Linked DNA regions of Homo sapiens: regions 2 and 3 are each linked to region 1. Evidence: read pairs that join two places in POLR2A ChIA-PET (ENCODE). Cell type or tissue: A673. All regions are shown on one strand.

What was found. ChIA-PET counts read pairs that join two places held together with the same protein. Peaks named below come from ENCODE experiments on the same cell type or tissue, not always from the same donor. Only the 100,000 strongest peaks of a DNase experiment are listed, where the experiment ranks them.
Region 2: POLR2A ChIA-PET joins it to region 1 with 11 read pairs; 6 of 35 experiments call an interaction of 5 or more read pairs at or near these places.
Region 3: POLR2A ChIA-PET joins it to region 1 with 10 read pairs; 8 of 35 experiments call an interaction of 5 or more read pairs at or near these places.

The regions. Positions count from the first base shown.
Region 1 is chr22:42,645,737-42,653,736 of GRCh38, forward strand. It overlaps CYB5R3 (cytochrome b5 reductase 3), which reads right to left and starts at 3,656. Exons shown (of 9, transcript NM_000398.7): 1 at 3,559-3,656. The coding sequence starts at 3,579. RefSeq lists silencers at 3,167-3,516, 3,537-3,726, 4,037-4,136 and an enhancer at 3,831-4,644. In A673, no CTCF peak of the experiment used is centred here; a DNase peak (open chromatin) is centred at 3,755; H3K4me3 peaks cover 1,332 bases; H3K27ac peaks cover 2,794 bases.
Region 2 is chr22:42,997,659-43,005,658 of GRCh38, forward strand. All of the region lies in intron 1 of PACSIN2 (protein kinase C and casein kinase substrate in neurons 2), which reads right to left. Among named protein-coding and RNA genes, the nearest start is that of PACSIN2, 13 kb to the right of the region's middle. RefSeq lists an enhancer at 3,909-4,088 and a silencer at 6,783-6,882. In A673, no CTCF peak of the experiment used is centred here; no DNase peak of the experiment used is centred here; H3K27ac peaks cover 1,077 bases.
Region 3 is chr22:43,102,976-43,110,975 of GRCh38, forward strand. BIK (BCL2 interacting killer) reads left to right here and starts at 7,775. Exons shown (of 5, transcript NM_001197.5): 1 at 7,775-7,828. RefSeq lists a silencer at 7,725-7,894 and an enhancer at 7,842-8,000. In A673, no CTCF peak of the experiment used is centred here; no DNase peak of the experiment used is centred here; H3K4me3 peaks cover 892 bases; H3K27me3 peaks cover 509 bases.

The sequences.
Region 1 (8,000 bases):
GAGCCCGGGGACACTTTCTGGCCACTAAAGAGAAGGGGTGGGCTTTTTATAGGTAAAAGTTCTTATCTGGGGAGGCAGCCACAGGCAGACCATCACCGTCGGTCAGTCGTTTAGTCCACAAACCCCAGTGGGCACTGAGGTGGCAGGTCCCATGTGCAACGCAGGGGACACAGGCCAGGAGGCCCCGCCCGAGTTCAAGCCAGACGGGGAGACAGACACCGGCAGAGAGGGCGCACCACAGCCAGGAGCAGTGGAGGGGCGAAGGTTTCACCTCCAGAAAGCCAGAGGCCCTGCCAGACTCACACGGTGGGGTGCACTCTCTTCCTACCCACACGGGTTGGAACAGGCTCTGCCCCGTCCTCGTCCACAGCACCACCCCAACCCTCACCAGCAGTGGGCCAAGTAAACAGAAGGCAGGTGGCTGAGGCCAAGGTCCCACCCCTGTGCCTCCTCACCTGTGCTGCGTGCACACTCACACACACACTCACACACACAGACCACCTCACCCCAGCCACCTGGGGGCCCAGGAGACAGCTGCCTCCCAGCCCCTGACCTAATGCCCACAAGCCATGCTCTGCCCCACCAGGGAACCCATCACCCGCCTCTCCTTGCCTCTAATAACACAGAGGGGAAGAGGGACACAGGGTGCCAGAGTCCCAGGGAGCCCCCAGCTCATGCACCATAGCTGAGGGGCTGCGTAGCTCTGCTCCCCACACATAGAATGCCCTGCGCAGCTGCCCACCCCTGGAATTCCCCACTGGGACCCTGGCCTCCACTCTGCCCAGGCCAGGTTAGGGGTGGGCAGAGAGAGCTGCCAGGGCCCCCGACCTGGCAGGCCCGGTCCTCCCCAGGTGCCAGCTCCCTGCCCTGGAGCTTAGACAAGCCAGTCGGGTGACTTGCTTACCTGTCCCCTGCCTGCCCGCCAGCGGTCCTGCCAGAATCTGAGCGGCACCTCCCTCCTGGTCCTGTTCTAACCGGGAGGAAGTGGGAGGGAGTGGAGGAAGTTCTGCAGTGGGGGGCTCTGGCTTGGCTGGGAACTGTGGGGGAAGGGAACCCAGGAGAAGGAACAGGTGGACACAGAGCTGGGATCTGGGCCGCAGAGTAAGCATGGGGCTGCCAGGGACAGTAGGAAAGCCCGGCAGACTGTACCTGTCAGCCTGTCAGGGTCGCTGAGCACTCACAGCCGGGCTGGGAGGCAGGGGAACCACAGTTCAGGATGGCAGACCAAGCTCCAATGTTTTCCCAGTGTGGCTGGCAGACTCCAGGGCCAACCCCTGGCCTGGATCCCACAAAGTGTTGGGAGAGGCCTCCCATGGGGCCTGCATGTCTTAGATAAGACACCTAGAGCACCAGGCCCCCAGCCAGCCTCCTCCAGACTGTGGGGAGCCCGTAAGCCAGGAGGCCTGGCTCAGAATGTGCTGGAGACATTCTGGGCCAAGCGAGGATCCCAGCAGCACCCACAAAGGGTAATCCCCACCCACCCTTGGAGAGATGGGGCTGGGCGGGGGAGGGTTGGTGGAGGTCTCCCGACTCCCAGGCAGTGCTCTGCCCCTTACAGAGGACTGCTCAGCCATTCAACAGAAATATATGGAATGAGGCCAAGAACGGCGTTCACACCTGTAATCCCAGCACTTTGAGGAGCTGGGATGGGAGGATCACTTGAGCTCAGTTTGTGGCCAGCCTGGGCAACATAGCAAGACATTGTCTCCATTAAAAATACAAAAAATTAGGCCAGGCACAGTGGCTCACTCCTGTAATCCCAGCACTTTGGGAGGCTGAGGCAGGTGGATCATCTGAGGTCAGGAGTTCGGGACCAGCTTGGCCAAGATGGCGAAGCCCAGGTGTGATGGCGAGTGCCTGTAATCCCAGCTACTTGGGAGGCTGAGGCAGGAGAATTGCTGGAGCCCAGGAAGTGGAGGTTGCAGTGAGCTGAGATCATGCCACTGCACTCCAACCTGGGTGACAGAGAGAGACTCCATCTCAAAAAAAAAAAACTTAGCCAGGCATATTGGCACGTGCCTGTACTCAGGACACTGAGGTAGAAGGATCACTTGTGCCCAAGAGGTTGAGGCTGCAGTGAGCTATGATCGCGCCACTGCACTACTGTCTGGGTGAGAGACTCTTCTCAAAAAAGAAAAAAGAAAAAAGAAATGTATGGAGCAGCCAGGTGCAGGGGACGTGGCCATAAATCCAACCACCAGCTGGAAGGTATGGAACACCACCAAAAACAGCAGGGAAGGGTTGGGTGGAGACCAGGGGAAGCTTTAGAGACACAGGCAGGACATTTCAACAATAAAGGAGGCAGATGCTTTCTGGGGAAAAATGGGCCGGGTGTTGCATGGAGGTTGGGGTGATGCCCACAGGTTCACCCTGGCCAAGGTTGCCTGGGGTCTGAACATCCCGAAGTTCTGGGTTGGGCCACACTTTCCTTAGCAACCACCCAAGCCAAGAGGCCTTTTGCCTGGATCCCCAAGGAGGAGACTCCAGGTCCTCCCCAAGGAGGGAGGACCCAGGTGCCCTCCAAGTGGCAGATGCCAGGCATAGAGGTAGAGGTGGAGGTGGAGGAGCACTGGGCTGATTCCTCCTGTGCCAGCCTCCCCACGCCTAGCGGGTCACAGTTGACAGGAGAGCTGCCCTCTGCAGCCGCAGCCTCCACATGTCCACACAGACTCAAGCCTCCAGCCTCACCATGGTCAACTTTTGAGAAACTGGGGAGAGGAGGTGGCCTGGGGGGAAGGGAAGGTGGCTCTAGGCCAGCCCAGGAGTGACAGCAGCAGAGTGGACTTTGAAACCCCATGGAGCAGGCTCCTTCCGGCGGCAGCGTTGTGGGACGGTGGCCAAGACTAGTTTGCATTTCCCCATCTGTGAAATGGGGCAAACAGCACTGACACCGCAAAGTGTGAGGTCCCCAGCACAGCTTGCAGGGTCAGTGGGAGCCTGGCCTTGATGGGAGCCTGGCCCACTGAGCATTGGGAGGATGCCCCCGTGTCATCCGGGTTCTGTTCCTTGTTGCTAAACGTGCAAAACCCTCTGACATAGTGACATCGCACACACACACACGTTCAGTCGCAGTCAGTGACATCGCCCATTCACATACTCCCGTACACACACACACACCCCATCACACGTTTCCATGCCCGCCCTTCACACCCACGGTCACACTCACACACACATTCACTCTCAAGCCATTCACACGCTCGCTCACACACTCACACTCAGCGGCACACACGCTCACAACCACGGGTCCCTCCAGCAGCCAAGGCCCCACGGCGGCCAGGGCAGGGCCCAGGTGCCCCCGGGTGCTGGGCTCTGGCGCGCCCCCCGGGCAGGAGGGCTGGGTCCCCGCTGCAGACTGCCAGGGCGTAAGTAGCGGTCACCACGTAGCTCGCCCAGGCCCTTGTGGGGTGGGGTGGGGCGCGGCGGGCTGGGCGGGCGAAGTGGGTGCGGCCGGGTGCGGCCCGGGTCCCGCGTCACCTCCCGCAGGCCAGCCCGCCCCCTCGCCGCCGGGTCCCAGTCCCTCGCGACGCCCCGCGGCCCCGGCGCCCCCTCCCCGCCTACCGTGCTGAGCTGGGCCCCCATGGTGGCCCCGCGCCGCGCTCGCTCTGTCGCCGCCGCCGCCGCCGCCGAGACCGTCGCGCCCGGGCCCGCGTCACTCCGGAGCAGGGGCGGGGCCGAGGGGCCAGGCGGGCGCGCGGGGCGGGGCGGGCGCGGGGGCGGGGACCGGGTCGCTCCGCCTGCTTCTGCCGGGGATGGAGACTGGGAACTGGGGATGCGGCCCTCTGCGCTCCGAGCTCTCCCGCCGCTGTGCTGCCCCGCGCGGGACGGTGGCCTCTCTGGGCCTCGTTCGCCGCCATAAAGGAAGCAAGATGGCGCCCCCCGGATGGGAGCGAGAATAAGAGGCGGAATCTTCCCCCGGCCTCCGAGACTGCAGGGGCCGGTCCTGCCTGGCCTGGCCTGGGCCTGTGCCTGCAGCTGCTCAGCGCGGCCCTTCCCCGGGCCTTTGAATTTGTAGTTCCCTGGGCAGCACTGTTCCCAGCTGCCTCGGGCCGGGTTAAATGCTGCGGTCTCAGCACGGCCCGCCCGGAGCCTCCTCGCCGGCGGCGCCTCCGCTCCCCACGCCATTGTCCCACTGTGGAGTGATCTTTGTCCCACTTAGCTGAAGGCCTCCTGCGTGTTTCCCCCACTCCCACCCCATCCCAGTGGACTGTGCGCTCCCGGAGGGCAAGGCCCTATCTGGTTTGAAGTCCCGTACATCCCCAGAGCCTAGCCACACAGAGCCTAGCATATAGTAGGTGCTCAATAAATACCTTTTTTTTTTTTTTTTTTTTTGGTAAAGCAGGGTCTCACTCTTGCCCAGACTGGAATGCAGGAGCCTGATCACAGCTCACTTTAGCCTCAACCTCCCAGGCTCAAGTGTTCCTCCTGCCTCAACCTCCTGAGTAGCTGGGCACATGCCACCACGTCCGGCTAATTGTTTTTTTTTTTGAGACGCAGTTTCGCTCTTGTTGCCCAGGCTGGTATGCATTGACGCGATCTCGGCTCACCGCAAACTCCGCCTCCAGGGTTCAACAGATCCTCCTGCCTCAGCCTCCCGAAATTACAGGCATGTGCCACCACATCTGGCTAACCAGCTAATCTTTTTTTTTTTTTTTTTTTTTTTTTTTTTGAGACAGAGTCTCGCCCTGTCCCCCAGGCTGGAATGCAGTGGCGCCATTTCGGCTCAATGCAAGCTCCGCCTCCAGGGTTCACGCCATTCTCAGCCTCCCGAGTAGCTGGCACTACAGGCACCCCACCGCGCCCGGCTAATTTTTTGTATTTTCAGTAGGGACGGGGTTTCACCGTGTTAGCGAGGATGGTCTCGATCTCCTGACCTCGTGATCCGCCCGCCTCGGCCTCCCAAAGTGCTGGGATTACAGGCGTGAGCCACCGCGCCCGGCCTAATTTTGTATTTTTAGTAGAGACGGTGTTTCAACATGTTGGTGAGGCTGGTCTCGAACTTCCGACCTCAGGTGATCCACCTGCCTCGGCTTCCCAAAGTGCCGGGATTACAGGTGGGAACTACCGCGCCCGGCCATTTTTGCATTTTTTTGTAGAGACGGGTTTCACTATGTTGCCCAGGCTGGTCCGGAACTCCTGGGTTCAAGCCATCCTCCCACCTTGGCCTCCCAAAGTGCTGGGATTATAAGCGTGAGCCACGATGAGCAGCCTAAATACTTGTTGAATGGATGAATTTGACAGACAGTGGGCACCTTCTCTGTGTAGGCTCATGCTGGGCCTTAGCGTCATTCTCTTGCCTTGCTCTCCTGGTAGGGTCTTGGACCCAGATGTGAGCTCCTGGTGCTCTGAGGGGATGGGGTGGGCTGTGTGTTCAGGCAACGTGGCACAGACCAGGCAGAGAAAGGGAGAAGCGCCTTGCTGGCAGGGCCTGGAGGTGGAGACAGGTGAACAGAGGCCTGATGGGCAAGGTTAGAGGGGCTGATACAGCCGAGCTGGGGTGTGATGTGACGTTGGGGAGGCAATGTGGAGCCCCGGGTGGAAAGAACTGGAATGTCAAGGAGAATGGGGAGCCCTGCAGGATCTAGGTAGCTGAGGGAGTGACTCACTGGGTTTATTTACCCAGAGAAGAGATCTCGCTCTGATGCCCAGGCTGGAGTGTAGTGATGCAGTCACAGCTCACTGCAGCTCAAGCCATCCTCCCACCACAGCCTCCCGGAGCACTGGGATTACAGGCATGAGCCACCATGCCCGTCTGCCTACCCACCCACCTGACCTACTGTTTTTTTTGTTTGTTTGGTTGGTTGGTTGGTTTTTCTTTTTTGAGACGGAGTCTTGCTCTGTTGCCAGGCTCACTGCAATCGCGGCTCACTGCAACCTCCGGGGTTCAAGCGATTCTCCTGCCTCAGCTTCCCTAGTGGCTGGGACTACAGGTGCGTGCCACCATGCCCAGCTAATTATTATTATTATTATTATATTTTTTGAGACGGAGTTTCGTTCTTGTTGCCCAGGCTGGAGTGCAATGGTGCGATCTCGGCTCGCCGCAACCTCCGCCTCTCAGGTTCAAGTGATTCTCCTACCTTAGCCTCCCGAGTAGCGAGGATTACAGGCATGCGCCACCACACCCAGCTAATTTTGTATTTTTAGGAGAGACAGGGTTTCTCCATGTTGGTCAGGCTGTTCTCGAACTCCTGACCTCAGGTGATCTGCCTGCCTCGGCCTCCCAAAGTGCTGGGATTATAGGCGTGAGCCACCACGCCCAGCATGTCCAACTAGTTTTTGTATTTTTAGTAGAGACGGGGTTTCACCATGTTGGCCAGAATGGTCTCGATTTCATGACCTCATGATCCACTCGCCTCTGCTTCCCAAAGTGCTAGGATTACAGGCGTGAGCCACGGTGCCCAGCTCACCTACTGGTTTTAAAGAGGGAACTCTGGGGGCAGTGTGGAGGGAGGGACCTACTGCCATAGAATACAAACGTAAATCTTGACTTGGGATCAGCTAAGCATTATTTCAATTTTATTTTATTTATTTTGGTATAACTTTTTGCTGAAAGTATCTTGGATTCATGATGGATCTTTCTGGGTTTTGCCACATATTTTCATGCTAAAGGTTAAATTATTTTTTACGTGCAAGTAATCTGAATAGTTTTACCCCCATGGGAACACTGGTTGTAGAAAGATGACACTACATGGGTTAGGTGTCTTTTTTTAATTGAAAAACTAACAAAAAGAGGAAAAGAAAAACACACAGGCCAGGCGCAGTGGCTCACGCCTGTAATCCCAGCACTTTGAGAGGCTGAGGTGAATGGATCACCTGAGGTCAGGAGTTTGAGACTCAAAAAAAAAAAAAAGGAAAAGAAAAGCTAGCCGGGCACGGTGGCTCACGCCTGTAATCCCAGCACTTTGGGAGGCCGAGGCGGGTGGATCATGAGTTCAGGAGATCAAGACCATCCTGGCTAACACGGTGAAACCCCGTCTCTACTAAAAATACAAAAAAAATTAGCCGGGCATAGTGGTGGATGCCTGTAGTCCCAGCTACTCGGGAGGCTGAGGCAGGAGAATGGCGTGAACCCGGAAGGCGGAGGTTGCAGTGAGCTGAGATTACACCACTGCATTCCAGCCTGGGCCACTGAGAGAGACTCCATCTCAAAAAAAAAAAAAAAAGAAAAGAAAAGCTAACAAATTGTCCAGTTGCATATTTCTCTCTCTCTCTCAAAAAAAAAAAAAGATGGGGTCACTGGAGACCCCTCATTGTCCATACCCTCCAGCTGGCTTGGTCCCCAGTTCCAGCAATCCTGTCCTCTGGCTGCCCCCAACCCTGGCACAGGACTGTGCCAAGGGTGTTTATTTTGCCCATTTATTGATCTGGGCCTCAGCTCCCAACACATTTCCTTTCTGGGGTTTGGATCTGCTTGCAACAGCCAAGTGAGGCCCCAGAACTTGCTGCTTTCCAGGGGACACTGTTAAAATGTCCTTTTTTCTGCCAAGCTTGGTGGCTCACACCTGTAATCCCAGCACTTTGGGAGGCCAAGGCAGGCAGATCACCTGAGGAGTTCGAGACCAGCCTGGTCCAACATGGTGAAACCCCGTCTCTACTAAAAATACAAAAATTAGCCAGGCATGGTGGAGGGCGCCTGTAGTCCCAGCTTCTCAGGAGGCTGAGGCAGGAGAATTGCTTGAACCCGAGAGTTGGAGGTTGCCGTGAGCCGAGATTGCACCACTGCACTCCAGCCTGGGCAACGGGGCGAGACTCTGTCTCAAAAAATAAAATAAAAAAATAAAATAAAATAACATATCGTTTTTGCTCTGAGCCCTCCTTTTTACCCTGAGGTCTAATCCTGCCTGCACCCAGGGAGGTAGGGATGTCTCCCCAGTGTGGTCAGCAGAGCAGGTTGAGGGAAGTTGGGGGTCCAGTTTCTTTGGAAAGGGAGGGGTAGGTTTCTCCCCTGAAGCTCATGGGGGCTGCTCACCTCCTGCAAGGTGCTGACTGTGAGGCAGCCCCGG
Region 2 (8,000 bases), 350 kb after region 1:
AAGAATCTATTTGCATGAAATTCTCATGTAAATATAAGATCCAAATACAGGTCAACAAAAATTAGCCAGGCATGGTGGCGCATGCCTGTGGTCCCAGCTATTACTTCACTCGGGAGGCAGAGTGAGGCAGGAGAATCATCTGAACCCGTGAGGTGGAGGATGCAGTGAGCTGAGATCACACCACTGCACCCCAGCCTGGGCGACAGGGCAAGACTCTGTCTCAAAAAACAAACAAACAAAAATACAAGTGAAGAAACATTGCTGAGTTCCACCCACGTGTCTCAGAACACCAGTGACCACCGTTAGGTGAGCAAGGCAGTAAAATTACAGAGCAAAATCTAACAGGCCAGAGCTTTCCTGGAAAAGAGGTTTCTCAGGAGCCAGCCCCAAACATATCCAAGGGCAGTTACCAGCCTTTAAGTCTGAGGTTTGGATTTGAGAATTAACTTTGAAACTAGAGCCAACCCCAGGTTAAGGAGGGAGCAGAAGGAAATACAGGAAGTTGATGAATAAAAACAGAAAGTCTTTGGTACCATGAGAGTGAGACACATCAATGCTCCCAGAGAACCTGGGGACCCAGCAAAATTCCTTCAGGGACCGTGAATATAGGAACCTTCTTTGCTGCTGCAGGGATTTCAGATATTCTCCCAGTCTGAACCTGGTTTGGATTCTGGGCTCCCAACCTTGCTTCCAGTTTATAACTCAACCCAGCCACACTGGCCTCCATCTCCCCAACATGCCCTGACGCATGACTCGCACAGATGCCAGACAGACAGAAGGGCAGACACCAAAACACAGAGCAAGAAAAGGGCAACAATAAACTTTTTCTGAACTTAAGCCTTTTAAAGATCAATAAGGTTGCTAGATCCCTAAATAATAGTATTTTTCACATTCAATGATTTAGAAACTCCAGATGACAAAAGGCTACTGTAAATTCAAGTTTTAAAGTAAACTGGTATTTTGTTAATCATAATCACAGCATCATTTATATATAGTAATGATACAAACACGAGGCAGAAGGGCAGGGTCCCTGGTGAGAGCCCCACCCTCAAGCCTGGACCCAAGGCCCTAAATGAGAACAAGCATTCCTGTTTTCGCACCCAAATGTTGCCTTTCAGCCCACCATGTCCCCCATCATCCTGTGCCCATATAAAACCCCAAACCCCAGAATCCAGGAGCAGAAGAGTGGCAGAGGAGAGAAGAGAGGAAGTCGAGAGGAGTTGAGCTGGGGGCAGTTGAAGAGGAGATCGGCTGCAGAATGGCCAAACTCCAGGAAAAGATCACCTTCCCACTCCATCCCATCTCCAGCTCCCCATCCTGCTGAGAGCCACCTCCATCACTCAATAAAATCCCGCATTCACCATCCTTCAAGTCCATGTGACCTGATTCTTCCTGGACGCCAGATAATTCGGGATGCTGAACCCAAAAAGGCTGTCACACTGACTCTTAAGCCGTTTAACACTTAAGCCGTCCTCAGACAGGAGGGCTAAAAGAGCATTGTAACAACCCTAGACACTGCTGTGGGGCCAGAGCCCAAAAGTGCTCGCCTCGGCCCCTGTACTTGCTCACCTGCATGCTCCCCCTCCTGTAAGTGGTTTAAGCAAACCAGCCACACCCCTGTCCCAAGTACCTCGAAGGGGTCCAGGGAACTCTCCCATTTCAGTAACATATAAATGTCTAATGTGTGTGTGTATGTGTGTGTACGGAGGCATTAAAAAATCTGTCTACAGGCCAGGCGTGGTGGCTCATGCCTCTAATCCCAGCACTTTGGGAGGCCAAGGCCAGTGGATCACCTGAGGTTGGGAATTCAAGACCAGCCTGACCAAGATGGAGAAACCCTGTCTCTACTAAAAACACAAAATTAGCCCAGCGTGGTGGTACATGCCTGTAATCCCAGCTACTTGGGAGGCTGAAGAAGAGAATCGCTTGAACCCGGGACGCGGAGGTTGCCGTGAGACAAGATCATGCCATTGCACTCCAGCCTGGGCAACAAGAATGAAACTCCATCTCAAAAAAAAAAATGCTGTCTACAGACTATGCCTGGTGGGCACAGGACTGATGGAGCAGTCCCCTGGCAGTCACTCCCTAACTTGCTGGGGAGACAGGGCCACTGTGGGGGACCACCAGTGCTTTGAAGAGAGAACCCTGAGACAGACCCAGATCTGAAGATATATTAAGCTTCTCTGAGCCTATTTCCTCAACTGTAAAGTGGGAATCAAAGAGTCCCAAGGCAAGATGGTTGGCAGGCTCAGAGGCACCGATGGCTGTGCTACAATGGAGTTCTCTAAGGGCAATGCCATCACAAGTGCAGGGCACACATTCATGCATCCCATCTGCACAACAATCCTATCATGATCCCCATTTCAAAGGTGAGGTAGGTATCACAACCAATCTCAGAGCTGGGATTCAAGCCCAGGCAATCTGGTTGCAGAGCTCCTTACTAACAACAGCTCACTGCAGGCACTTGTAGCCCCAATGGACGGGGCCGGCCCAAGACCAAAACATGCCAGAGGCTTCTCCCTGAACCTCTGCTCCAGACAGAGGCCCTCCTATGGGGAAAAGCAACCCGGGTTCCAGGTCAGGACCCCAAAAGCCAGCCATCCTGGACAGCAGGATGCACAGGGAGTGGGTAGCAGGGCTTTGCAGCCTTTGTGGGGACTGGTAATTTGCCAACTCTACCCCAAGGAGAGAACTCCCCTCTCCCACCTGGTAACCCCACGAGTTCCCAATGGACTGAGTTTGTCTCCACCTCCACCAATCACACTGCTAACATGAGGCTTTTGGAGGGTTTGGAGGATTGGAGGAGGTTTCTCTCTCTACTCACCTCTTTACTTACTAGTAAGAGCTCATGTTATGTTAAACTATTTCTAAATTTCGTGAACCTGCAAGTTCCTAGTAGAGGCAGCAGAGAGAAAAGCATGGGCCCAAAATAGCAATTCTGGAAATGAGCGTACACCCAAAAAACTTTAAGGAAGGTGACTTGTCTGAGCTATAAGGGGAGGTGATGAGTCAGCCCCAACCCCCACATCAGCAACTTCAGACTCACATTTGCAAGACTAAGAAGAAAAGAAATAAATCCAAAAGGAAATACAAGAAGCATTAAAGAAAATAACAAAGGATAAAACTGGAATTGATTATATCCTTTCACTCAGTCTTCATAAAAGGAGACATACTGTGTGGCACTGCCGTGATCCAATCACATTGACTTTCTTCCCATGGCTTACAGGTGGTCAGGAGTACCCCTCTGGAGTACTGGAAGGCCCTGCTTTTGCGTGACTCTCAGGCAAGGCCCAGCTCTGGGCCCCAACAAGCACCCCAGGCCTAAAAAGCAGAAGGCACTTGAAGGGAGAGCACAAGCAGCCCTTGGGCCCCGTCCGACCTCAAATAAAACTTAGGCCAAGGGCTGCTATGGAATCACGTCTTGTGTTACCAAAAATCCAGTCTCGAAATAAATCAGCCCTATCAGTGCATGCCATGCCATGCCATACCACCCACCCAAGTCTAGGGCAGCTGAGCAGGGATTTCTCAGGGAAATAAAATGGGAAGCTCCAAACGACAAAGGGGAGCTAAGAGCATATGGTTCTGGGCTTGGGAGTAACCGCCAGCTTAGCTGAAAAGCTCTAAGGATGACCAGAGGCTTCCATGAAGCCCCTGCCAGAACCTTCACCACACACACAACCAACAGCTCAGCCAGTTGCCAAGGCAACAGCAACCTAGACATGTTTAGGCATCTGTAGAAACCAGAGCAAAGTACAATTTCCACACTTGTGATAAAAATGCAGCCCCCAAAGCATCAAGCAAAGCATCACTCTAAAATTTTGTTTTACTGACAGAAGAAGCAGGACTGGGAGGGGAAGCAGGAAGCTGGGCAGCGCCTGGCAGAGCCAGTGCAGTCAGACGAGCCCTGAAGTGTGGGCACAAAAACCTGCCTGTGCTTGGGAAGCAAGACACTTGTATGCCTGTGCTGTTTGTGGCTGTTTCCTCTTATGTCTACCTTCCTGGGTAGTCAAGTCTCTTCATTTTGTTGTGAACATCAGCTTTTCTTAGCTGGGATAAGAGGAACCAAGAAAAGTAAGCTTTTGCCCACAGTAAGGCAAGAGAACTAAAAGGGAAACAGCCCCTGTGGGGAGAGGGTAGACATGGTGGAGGCATCGCAGGAATTCTAGGGAGGGGACCCAGGGGTAAGCACTAAGGTCAGCTGGCCTGACCACTGCTCCCCACCTGGAGCCCCTCTCTGTCCCTGCTAAGCACCTTGTCCTTTGCAGACCCTGGCAAATGAGCCACCAGGAAAACAGGACACCACTCAGTCTGAGAGTGAATACCTAAGGGACAGTGGAGGGTAGGAAAGTCAGTCCATGGGGAGGGGACATGGTGACAAGTTCCACAGCAGACCAGAACAGAAAAACAAACAAGCAAACAAGGCAAGCAAGCACCAGTGCTATAAACTTCCCAGGTTCCCTTTGAGATGCTTGTCTCTGGAGATGAACAGAGCCAGGAACCCCCATGAGAGCAGCATCTAGAAGCTAGAGATGAACTCTAAAGGACCACACGACCCCCAGGCTGCCTGGCAGAAAGAACCCTGCAGAGTCTTTCCAATATGCATCCCTTAAGTGAGGAAAAGAAAGCTAGAGAAGGTCTGTGAGATACCTACCGCGATGGCTGAGCTGATGCAGGAATGTGGCCATAAGCACTCACAACCTTGGGAACGTGGAACATTAGCTCCAAGGATTAATCATCAAGTAGTAAGGATTTTCTAAAACAGCGTTCCTTGCTCATCAAAGTATGGCAACCAATTCAAGTAAAATGATATCCAGAAACTTAGGAAGGAAATGTGACTCATTTAAGAAACCCTCACAGAACTTTCTTATCTCACAGATACTTGGAAGTTCTAAAGGCCAAGGCAGGCACTTTAAAGAGAAAGAATCCCCATTTTTTCACCCAAAAAATCAGAAAAATACACTTACAAGCAGCAAGACAGGCTTTCAAAACACTCTTAAGGTGTTCATACCCTTTAATACAAGATTTCTATTCTCGGGAATTTATCCCCAGGAACTAATTACACAGATGAAAAAGGATGAAATTATAAACTGCAAATTCATCTACATTAGCAAAAAAGTGGAAATAACCTAAAATGTCCAGCACTAGGGAATGTTTTAATCTCATTACGTCAACAGGATAATATAACCATTAATAATCTTTTTGAAGATGAAGGTAAAACATGGAAAATACTTGAGAAAATATTTAAGTGAATCTGAATAATACAATTATAACAATGTCAGTTATTGAAAAGGAAACAGCGAGGTCAGTTCAAGCTCCAGATCTCTCCCATCTACAAACTGGATGGCCTTGAACTAGGCACCTGATCTCACTACCTACAGCTTCCTCACATTCAAACTAACAACCTCGAAGTGTTGCCTTGAGGCAGGACAGAGACAACGTACCTCTCTTGCCTCTTCTGAAGCTTGGTACAAAGTTGGCAGGGAATAGGTTACTTGATCAAGATACACAAAAACCACTTTGTGCGTGGAAGGTAAACTACAAAGAGTTTTTTACTCAGAACATTGTTTTCTATGTTGAACCTTCAATTTTTAAAAGATTTAAAGAAAGCAAAAAAGAAGTCATTTGACACAAAAGTGATGATTATCCCAAGCATAAAAACAAATATCGGCTGGGCGCGGTGGCTCACGCCTGTAATCCCAGCACTTCGGGAGGCCAAGGCAGGCGGATCACGTCAGGAGATAGAGACCATCCTGGCTAACACGGTGAAACCCCGTCTCTACTAAAAATACAAAAAATTAGCTGGGCGTGGTGGCGGGCACCTGTAGTCCCAGCTACTTGGGAGGCTGAGGCAGGAGAATGGTGTGAACCCAGGAGGCGGAGCTTGCAGTGAGCCGAGATCGCGCCACTGCACTCCAGCCTGGGCGACAGAGCAAGACTCTGTCTCAAAATAAAACAAAACAAAACAAATATCTGCTCTAATATACCTGAGCAAATGCTCTTATGTGATATCACAACGTTGACAAAATGTGAAGACCTTTCGCAATTTTACAAAGTGCAGTCCTCTACAGAAACACAATTTCTTCTCCCTTGTCTACCTGCTCTTTAACAGCATAAGATGCCTTTTAAAATGCATCTGCCGAAGATGAGGCACTCCTAAGCCAGGGCCTCTGGAATCTTCCTCCTGTCCCACGTGGGATGCATCATGGGGTGGGTGTACCAGCGAGTCACCCACGGCCTTGACCGCACCCCAGCAGCTCTCCCTTTTGTGCCCTTATCTCCCTGCTGTGTAAATGGTTGTAAACTTTCAGATTATTGAAACCAAGTTAGTTACAGACATAGATGCCGTCTTAAGCAAAGGACACACATAATCTCCCTCATGTCTATGTTTCTCAGAGGTGGGGGAGAAAGATTAATTATCTTTTAAAGATGTTCACATCTGAGAGTGATTCACAACTTACTTATTCCAGCCAGCCAGAGGAGGTGAAATGAGTGTGGGCTTCGGTAGGCAGAGCACCAGCTCTGATGGTGACCCTCTGAAGGCCACTGAATCTCTCTGAGCTTAGGTTTACTGATGGATCAAGTGGAGAGAACACTATCTGGTTGCAAGAATTAAATGGGCAGGAATGTAAAGCTTCTTGAATGGTCCCTCAGAAACTTCAGAACATGGGGGCCTGTGCAGACAGCCCCTCACCACTGACTCTGCACCCCCCACGCACATCCTCCTTGGTGGCACATGCCCAGTCTCCTTATCTGATGACACATTTGCAGGAGCAAAGGTCGCAATTGCTTAATTAAAGCATCACCACGTGCGAGCTAAGTGGCGAGCAGGCAGCCAGCTCCAGCCAATCAGACAGCTACAGAACCCACTAATAGCGGGCTTGGACGTCTGTACAGGGAGCACTGCCTGCTCTGTGGTTCCTCTGAAGACCACAATTCATGATCTTGGCACGCTCGGTTGGCGACAACATAATTTAATATAATGAAAGACAAATGCAGTTTAAAACATGAAAATGCTCACAAACTACGGTTTGGGTATCACTTTACATTAAGAAGATTTCATTTCATTCAATAGGAAACTTCAGAATACACAGTTGATCCTATCTAAAGACCACCCTGCAGGTCCAGGCAGAGGCCCCGTCACAGGCCTCCCTGGGCGCTCTGGGCTTGGGCTCAGAGGCCCATATGGGGTCCTGGCAGGTGGCCTCAGGCAAAACCACTCACCCCTTTAGCTCTGACTCTCTTTCTCCTCTAAACAATGAAAAGGGAAACAAATCAACAAGGCTGTCCTGAAAACAAAATGAGGGCTATGGAAAGCTTCTTGGTAAAATGCAAATGCCTAGACAACCAAGCTCTTTTTATTTATACTTATTTTAATTACAAAGTTATTACTTAAACATTAATCTAAAAGTAAAAGGGCAATGGTACTGTGTGGAAAACAAGGAGAAACTTCCTATAATTCTAAAGCCTTAACTATCACTGCTGCGTGTTATCTTAATACAATTTCACACAGGTGAGCAGTGCTCACACCTTTATCATTTGCTTTCTAAGTCCTATTTCCCATCACCTAGGGATAAGCTATCATTACCAGTACTCCCTTCCAATCCTGAGTCACTACGTGTAGTCAAGCAACATCCCTTCACCCCAGGGTCAGGCTTTCTAGAATCCATCACATTAAACTCAGGCAGAGAATTACCAACCCAGAAGAGAGCAAGGCCTCTCTGCATGGCAAGGCTGCCCTCAAAACCCAGGGAGGATATGACCATCATCAGGCCCTTACCCCAACAAAAGGGCCAGGTGCCAACAGCAGCTTACAAAAGGTGGTGGGGAGAAAGACAGGCCCTGTAAGTGCCAGGATATGAGGGGAGTCCATGCAGGGCCAGGGCAGGAGGCCTCACCCACACCAATGACCTGCGACTACACCCGTGACCCCGAGTCACCAAGGAAAGGTCCAAAAAGTTCTGGAAGGATTTTTAAATAGAACTGGATAAAATCACTTTGGG
Region 3 (8,000 bases), 460 kb after region 1:
TACACATATACACATATATACATATATACACATATATACATATATACATACATACACACATATATATACATATAGAGAGAGAGAGAGAGAGAGAGACTGAGAGAGAGAGAGGGCTGGGCACGATGGCTCATGCCTATAAACTGAGCACTTTGCAAGGCTGAAGCAGGTGGATCACTTGACGTCAAGATTTAAGACCAGCCTGGCCAACATGGTGAAACCCTGTCTCAATAAAAAATATAAAAACTATCCAGGTGTGGTGGTGGGTGCCTGTAATCCCAGCTTCTCAGGAGGCTGAGGAAGGAGAGTCGCTCAAAGTGGGGAGGCAGAGGTTACATTGAGCCGAGATCACGCCACTGCACTCCAGCCTGGGTGACAGAGCGAGACTCTGTCTCAAAAAAAAAAAAAAAAAAAAAAAAAAAAGAGAGAGAGAGAAGCTGTGAAGCCTCAGCAGAAGCTGTTCTTTTGTGTTCGTTTGCTTTTGAGCTGGAGTCTCACCCTGTCACCCAGGCTGGAGTGCAGTGGCACGATCCTGGCTCACTGCAGCCTCCACCTCCTGGGTTCAAGCAATTCTTCTGCCTTAGCCTCCCAAATAGCTGGGACTACAGGCACATGCTGCCATGCCTGGCTAATTTTTTGTATTTTTAGTAGAGATGGGGTTTCACCACGTAGCCCAGGCTGGTGTCAAACTCCTGAGGTCAGGTGATCTGCCCGCCTCAGCCTCTCAAAGTGTTGGGATTACAGGCGTGAGCCACTGCACCCGGCCCAGAAGTTGTTCTTAACTGTTGTTCAAGGAGAAGCCTATCGGGGGGAAGAACCAAGAGAGGGACAGAGGGAGGAAATCACCCAAAAATAGATGTGTCTCTTTGGCCCTAATGCACACAACATGCATGCATTTCTTCAACAGCTATACAGCTGGGCATGGTGGCTCACGCCTGTAATCCTAGCATTTTGGCGTAGGGTCCAGCCCTACTGGGCCTTGTGGGTTTTCTCGTCGTGTGCGGAGACATAGAAAGAAAGACACAAGAGTAAGAGAGAGTATGAAAGACAGCTGGGCCCAGGGGGCCACTACCACCAATGCACGGAGTCCGGTAGTTGTTCCGAATGCCTGGACGCACTGCTATTTATTGTATACAAGGCAAGGGGGCAGGGGAAGGAGAGTGAGTCATCCCAAGTGATTGATAAGGTCAAGCAAGTCACGTGTCCACGTGACAGGGAGCCTTTCCCTTTGTGGTTGCTAAAGCAGAGAGGGAGGATAGCAGACGTCAGCGTTTTTTCTATGCACTTATCAGAGAGATCAAAGACTTTAATACTTTCACTAATTCTGCTACTGCTATCTTCTAGGAACTTAAAAGAGGCACCAGGTGTACAGGCGGGACATGAAAGTGAACAGGGAGCGTGACCACTGAAGCACAGCACCACAGGGAGACGTTGAAGCTTCCGGATGACTATGGGCAGGCCCGAGTCATGTCAGGCCTCCCACAAGAGCTGGTGGAGCAGAGTGTTCTCTAATTCCCCCAAGGAAGGGGAAACTCCCTTTCCTGGTCTGCTAAGTAACGGGTGCCTTCCCAGGCACTGGCGCTACCACTAGACCAAGGAGCCCTCAAGTGGCCCTTATCCGGGTGTGACAGAGGGCTCACACTCTTGTCTTCTGGTCACCTCTCACAATGTCCCTTCAGCTCCTGACTCTGTATGGCCTGGTTTTTCCTCGGTTATTATAATAATAATAATAATACAAAGATTAATACTAGAAACTAATGATTGATAATATCCATATATAATCATCTCTATATCCTATTTCTAATATAACTTTCTCTTATCCTATTTTCTTTATTATATTGGAACAGCTTGTGCCTTCAGTCTCTTGCCTCTGCAACTGGGTGGCTTTCTGCCCACACTTTGGGAGGCCAAGGCAGGCAGATCACCTAAGGTCAGGAGTTTGAGACCAGCCTAGCCAACATGGCAAAACCCTGTCTCTACTAAAAGTACAAAAATTAGCAGGCTTGGTGGCGCATGCCTGTAATCCCAGCTACTCAAGAGGCTGAGGCAGAAGAATTGCTTGAACCTGGGAGGTGGAGGTTGCAGTGAGCTGAGATTGCACCATTGCACTCCAGCCTGGGTGACAAGAGGGAAACTGTTTCAAAAACAAAAAACAAACAAAAAAACAAAAAAACAAACCAAAAAACCCCCAGCTATTTACTGAGCACCTACTATATGAGCGGCGCAGGATGAGTCTGGTTTAGATTCTAGTGGGGGATGGGAGTCAGACAATAAGCAAATAGACAGGTGACTAAATATGTAAGAGAGCAGAAGGTGCTGTGGAAGAAAGTAAAATAAGCAGGAGAAGAAGGGAAGCAGTAGCCCCACCACCAGCCTCGGACAATAGTGAAGATCACTTGGCATTGGGTCTGACATCCTGCCAACATCCTTATGAGTTGTGTATCGCAATCTCCATTTCCCAGAGAGTGTGGGAAAGACAGCCTCTGATGCACGAGGCTGTGCTCAAGCTCACACAGCTGTGAAGGGCAGCCTCCACCCCTCATGTCAGGTGCAGTGTCTATGCCCCTCCACCCTACAGCTCAGTTGGCCTCTCAAAGCCTCAGTCTCCTCACCGATAAACTGGGAATGTAATAAAGTTTCCTAGGCTGGGCGCAGTGGCTCACACCTGTAATCCCGGCAGTTTGGGAGGTGGAGGTGGGCTGATCACTTGAGGCCAGGAGTTCAAGACCAACCTGGCCAACACAGTGAAACCCCATCTCTACTAAAAAATACAAAAATTAGCCGGACGTGAGGTGCGTGCCTATAATCTCAGAGCCTTGGGAGGCTGAGGCGGGAGAATCGCTTGAACCTAGGAGGCGGAGGTCGCAGTGAGTCAAGATCGCACCACTGCACTCCAGCCTAGGCGACAGGGTGAGAATATGTCTCAGAAAAAAAAAAAAAAAAAGGGCTGGGCGCGGTGGCTCACGCCCATAATCCCAGCACTTTGGGAGGCCAAGGTGGGCGAATCACGAGGACAGGAGTTCGAGATCAGTCTGGCCAACGTGGTGAAACCCCATCTCTACAAAAAATTAGCCAGGCTTGGTGGCAGGCGCTTGTAATCCCAGCTACTTGGGAGGCTGAGGCAGGAGAATCGCTAGAACCTGGGAGGTGGAGGTTGCAATGAGCCAAGATTGTGCCATTGCACTCTAGCCGGGGCGGCAATGCGAGACTCAGTTTAAAAAAAAAAAAAAAAGTTTTCAGAGGATGTACAACAGCTCTGTCCATGGAGGGCCTCACAGCTTCGGAGCTGAGTCCAGGCTGGGTGTGCAGAATGCCAGCTGACGGATGTACTGCTGGCCAGCTGTGGGTCGGGGGGCAGCCTGGGTACGCCAATCAGTTGGACGGAGGCTGCAATACCTCTATTTAGGAGCCCTGGGCACTCTCGGAGACAATGGGCATTATTTTCCCTTCAATACCCCTCCGCATGGCTGCTAGATTCCAATTCCTTAACCTCTTGTTCCTTTCCAGCTCAGTGTCCTTCCATAGCTCCCCAGTACCGACAGGATAATTAGGCCACATTCACCTTTCTATTCTGGTTGGAATCCAGTCCCTTCTTTGAATTCCCCTCAAATATCTCCTCCTCCATGAAGCTTTCCCTGATATATTTGTGTCCTCTGTGGGAGCCTGGCGCTTAGTTTTCCCTTGCTTGACGCCACAGTCACTTTCTGTCTGTCCCTGCATTGCCACTGTCTTGAAGGTAGGCATTTGGCATTGTCTCTGGCTTGGCTCTGGCTTCAGTTAAGACCAAACATAGTTTTCTTCCTCTTCTAAAAAAAGATAATGTTTTTGCACGTTTATCTAGACAATCCGGAAAATACATGAAAACACAAGGCAGAAAACTAAACCACGGCTGGGAGCGGTGGCTCATACCTGTAATCCCAGCACTTTGGGAGGCCAAGGTGGGCGGATCCCTTGAGCCCAGGAGTTCCAGGCCAGCCTGGCCAACATGGTGAAACCCTGTCTCTACTAAAAATACAAAAATTAGCTGGGTGTGGTGATGCACGCCTATAATCCCAGCTACTCAGGAAGCTGAGGCACAAGAATCACTTGAGCCCAGGAGGCAGGGGTTGCAGTGAGCCAAGATCACGCCACTGCACTGCACTCCAACTTGGATGACAAAGTGAGACGCTGTCTCCAAACAAAAACAAAAACAAAAACAAAAAAACAAACTAATAGGACCAGGCGTGGTGGCTCACACCTGTAATCCCAGCACTTTGGGAGGCCGAGGTGGGCAGATTCCCTGAGGTCAGGAGTTCAAGACCAGTCTGGCCAACAGGGTGAAATCCCGTCTCCACTAAAAATACAGAAAAAAAAAAAAAAAAAAAAAACATTAGCCGGGCGTGGTGGTGCATGCCTGTAGTCCCAGCTACCCTGGAGGCTGAGACAGGAGAATCTCTTGAACACAGGAGGCGGAGGTTGCAGTGAGCTGAGATGGCATCACTGCACTGCAGCCTGGGTGACAGAGTGAGACTCCATCTCAAAAACAAAACAAAACAAAAACAAACAAACAAAAACTCAATACACCTGTATTAGTATTGAGTTTAATTGACATACCAAAACATGCACAGTTCCTAAGCATTCAGCTGTTTGCATACATATGCACCCCTGCAGCCACCATCTGTGTCACCCCAGAAAGTTCCATAATGCCCCTTCCCAGCCAATACCCATCTTCACCCTGGAGAGGGAGCCGCCAATGTCACCTCTAGCGCCATAGATTAGGTGTGCCTGGTAATGAACTTCATGATGCCCAGAGATGACTACTATTCCCATTTTGCTGTGCTATATTTCCTTCCAGACTTTCACACATGGATTTTTTTTTTTTTTTCTTGAGACAGAGTCTCGCTGTGTTGCCCAGGCTGGAGTGCAGTGGCACAATCTCGGCTCACTGCAAGCTCCGCCTCCCGGGTTCACGCCATTCTCCTGCCTCAGCCCCCTGAGCAGCTGGGACTACAGGCGTCCACCACCACACCCAGCTAAATTTTTTTGTATTTTTAGTAGAGATGGGGTTTCACTGTGTTAGTCAGGATGGTCTCGATCTCCTGACCTTGTGATCTGCCTGCCTCGGCCTCCCAAAGTGCTGGGATTACAGGCACCTGCCACCTTGCCCAGCCATACATGGATTTTTAAAGAATATAGGATTCTAATGGACACAGTGATTTATACAGCATGCCATTTCATTCAATAGATCATGCGATCATGCATCTCCAAGACAGTTTCCTTCGTGAGCTTTTTTTTTTTTTTAGACAGAAGAATCTTGCTGTGTTGCCCAGGCTGGAGTGCAGTGGCACGATCTTGGCTCACTGCAATCAAGGCCTCCCAGGTTCAAGCAATTCTCTGCCTCAGCCTCCCAAGTAGCTGGGACTACAGGTGAGTGCCATCACACCCGCTACTTTTTTTTTTTTTTTTTTGAGACAGAGTTTCACTCTTGTTGCCCAGGCTGGAGTATAATGGCGTGGTCTCAGCTCACTGCAACCTCTGCCTCCCTAATTCTCCTGCCTCAACCTTCTCGAGTAGCTGGGATTACAGGCATGTGCCACCCCGCCCAGCTAATTTTGTATTTTTAGTAGAGATGGGGTTTCTCCATGTTGGTCAGGCTGGTCTCAAACTCCTGACCTCAGATGAGCCGCCTGCCTTGTCCTCCCAAAGTGCTGAGATTACAGGCGCAAGCCACCGCGCCTGGCCTAGTTTTTTAATTTTTAGTAGAGATGGAGTTTCGTCATGTTGGCCAGGCTGGTCTCAAACACCTGACCTCAGGTGATCCACCTGCCTTGGCCTCCCAAAGTGCTGGGGTTATAGGCGTGAGCCACCATGCCCAGCCATCTCTTCCTCCTTTTGATCAGCATATTGTCTTGGGATTTTGCAAAGTAAATAAGTACTGTATTTGCACCCACTCTGCCCTTGAATCATCCAGTGTCCCCAAACGGTCCTTCTTTCTCCATCTTTTCTGCTAATGTTTACTGAACATCTCCTACATACCTGGCACTGTGCCTCCAGCCTTAAGACCCCTCTGCAAGCATCTCACATATATCAGGTCTTTCGGACCCATGAGACCCCGTGTCATTGCTTTACCTCCCTGAGTCTCAATTTTTTCATCTGCAAAATGCATTCAGAGGGAAGCCCCCATTATGAAGGGTTCCCTGCTCCTGACTGTAAGGCACTCTGTGGCTGTTAGCCACAGTCAGGGCGAGCTGCTTTGTAGGGGTTGATGTAGTTTGGAGGCCCTAGAAGAAAAGACTACAGGGCCGGGAGTGGTGGCTCACGCCTGTAATCCCAGCACTTTGGGAGCCCGAGGCCGGTGGATCACCTGGTGTCAGGAGTTCAAGACCAGCCTGGCCAATATGGCAAAACCCCGTCTCTACTAAAAATACAAAAACTAGCCGGGCATGGTGGCACACGCCTGTAATCCAGCTACTAGGGGGGCTGAGGCGGGAGGATTGCTTCAACCTGGGAGACAGACGTTGCAGTGAGCCAAGATTGTGCCACTGCACTCCAGCCTGGGCAACAGGGCTAGACTCTGTCTCAAAAAAACAAAAACAAAAACAAACAAAAAAACCCCACAAAAGCAAAGAAGGTCCAGAGCCCGGAAGGCGGGAGGGGCTCTGAAGACTTTATCACACTTTACCTCCTCTGTTCCTCCCAACAGCCCAGCTCTTGGTAGGTGCTGTTGTCCATTTCACAGATGAGAACATTGAAGGGGAAGTAATTACCCTAGAGGTGGGAAGAACAGAGTGAGGGTACCCAACAGGTAGCAAACGACAGAGCTGGGGGAGGGGAACCCCTGTCCCTGCCCCTCCCCTAATCTCTGAGGGGATCAAGACAGAAGTAAACAAGCTTTGCCGTGCCCAGGACAATTGTTACTTTGTTATTCCAGGAGCGCTCTGCCTTCTCCCACCCCCAATATACCCCAGGGCTGGAGTTAGGTCCTACCCATCCCCGCGTAGCAGGCTGCCCACCCGCCCACCCCGCCTGGAAGCTTTCTGATTTCTCTGTTCGCCCCGCCAGGCGCTGTGGGGTCCGTCTCACCAGGTCTGCACGTGAGCCCCCTGCCCCCAATCCCTCCCAGTCCCGCCCGCCTCTCGCGGACCCGGAGCCCCGACGGGAGGGGGAAGGCAGTGGGTGTGTCATGCAGCTGGAAGGCTGCGGACGGGCGGCAGTGGAGGGGCAGCCCCCTGGCTTCGGGTATGGATCACTGGATGCTGCTGCTAACCAAATGTGAACCTCGGTTTTCATATTTGTGAAATAGGCTTTAAAACACCTAAATCCCAAAGCTGCCAGCCTAAGGAGCACACGTCTTTGAACGCTGGCTTCACGCTGTCATTTAAGTCATTTCGTCCTCTTGGAGCCTCGGTTTCCACGTGGGTAAAATGATCGTGAAAAAAAGCACCGAGGAGTACTTTGAGCTCGAACGGAGGCCATCCGTGTAAAGGGCCAGATTCTGTCAATGGATCGATCCCCCCGATATTGATGGAAACCCCTGAGTGCACGCCCGTGCTGGGCGCAGGGGAAACAGCGACGCACGGGACAAAACAAGCTTGCAGAACAGCAGGGGGCAGAGAGGCTGTAAACAAGCCAACGGGCTGCACTTGTAGCGGTTCTGTTGCCAATGCCATTCAGACCCCAGTCCGGGATTCCGCGCTCGGGGTGCGAGAGGCCGCTCCCGGGGAGGGGCGGGACCCGGGCGGGGCGGGAGGGGCGGGGCGCCCGGGCCTATTAGGTCCCGCGCCGGCAGCCGGGCCGCAGACACGAAGCCTCCCGGGTGGCTTACAGACGCTGCCAGCATCGCCGCCGCCAGGTGAGTGCCCCCGACCCTGCTGCCGCCCGCTGCTCCGCCCAGCTCGAGCCCGGCGGTTAGCGCCCAGGCCGCGGCCCGGGTGCCGAGCGGCTGGAAGTGTGGGGAGCCGTGCCCAGGTTTTACCGCTCCAGCAAGTCGCTGGCGGGGCGACGTCTCGGGACTCCGGCTCCGA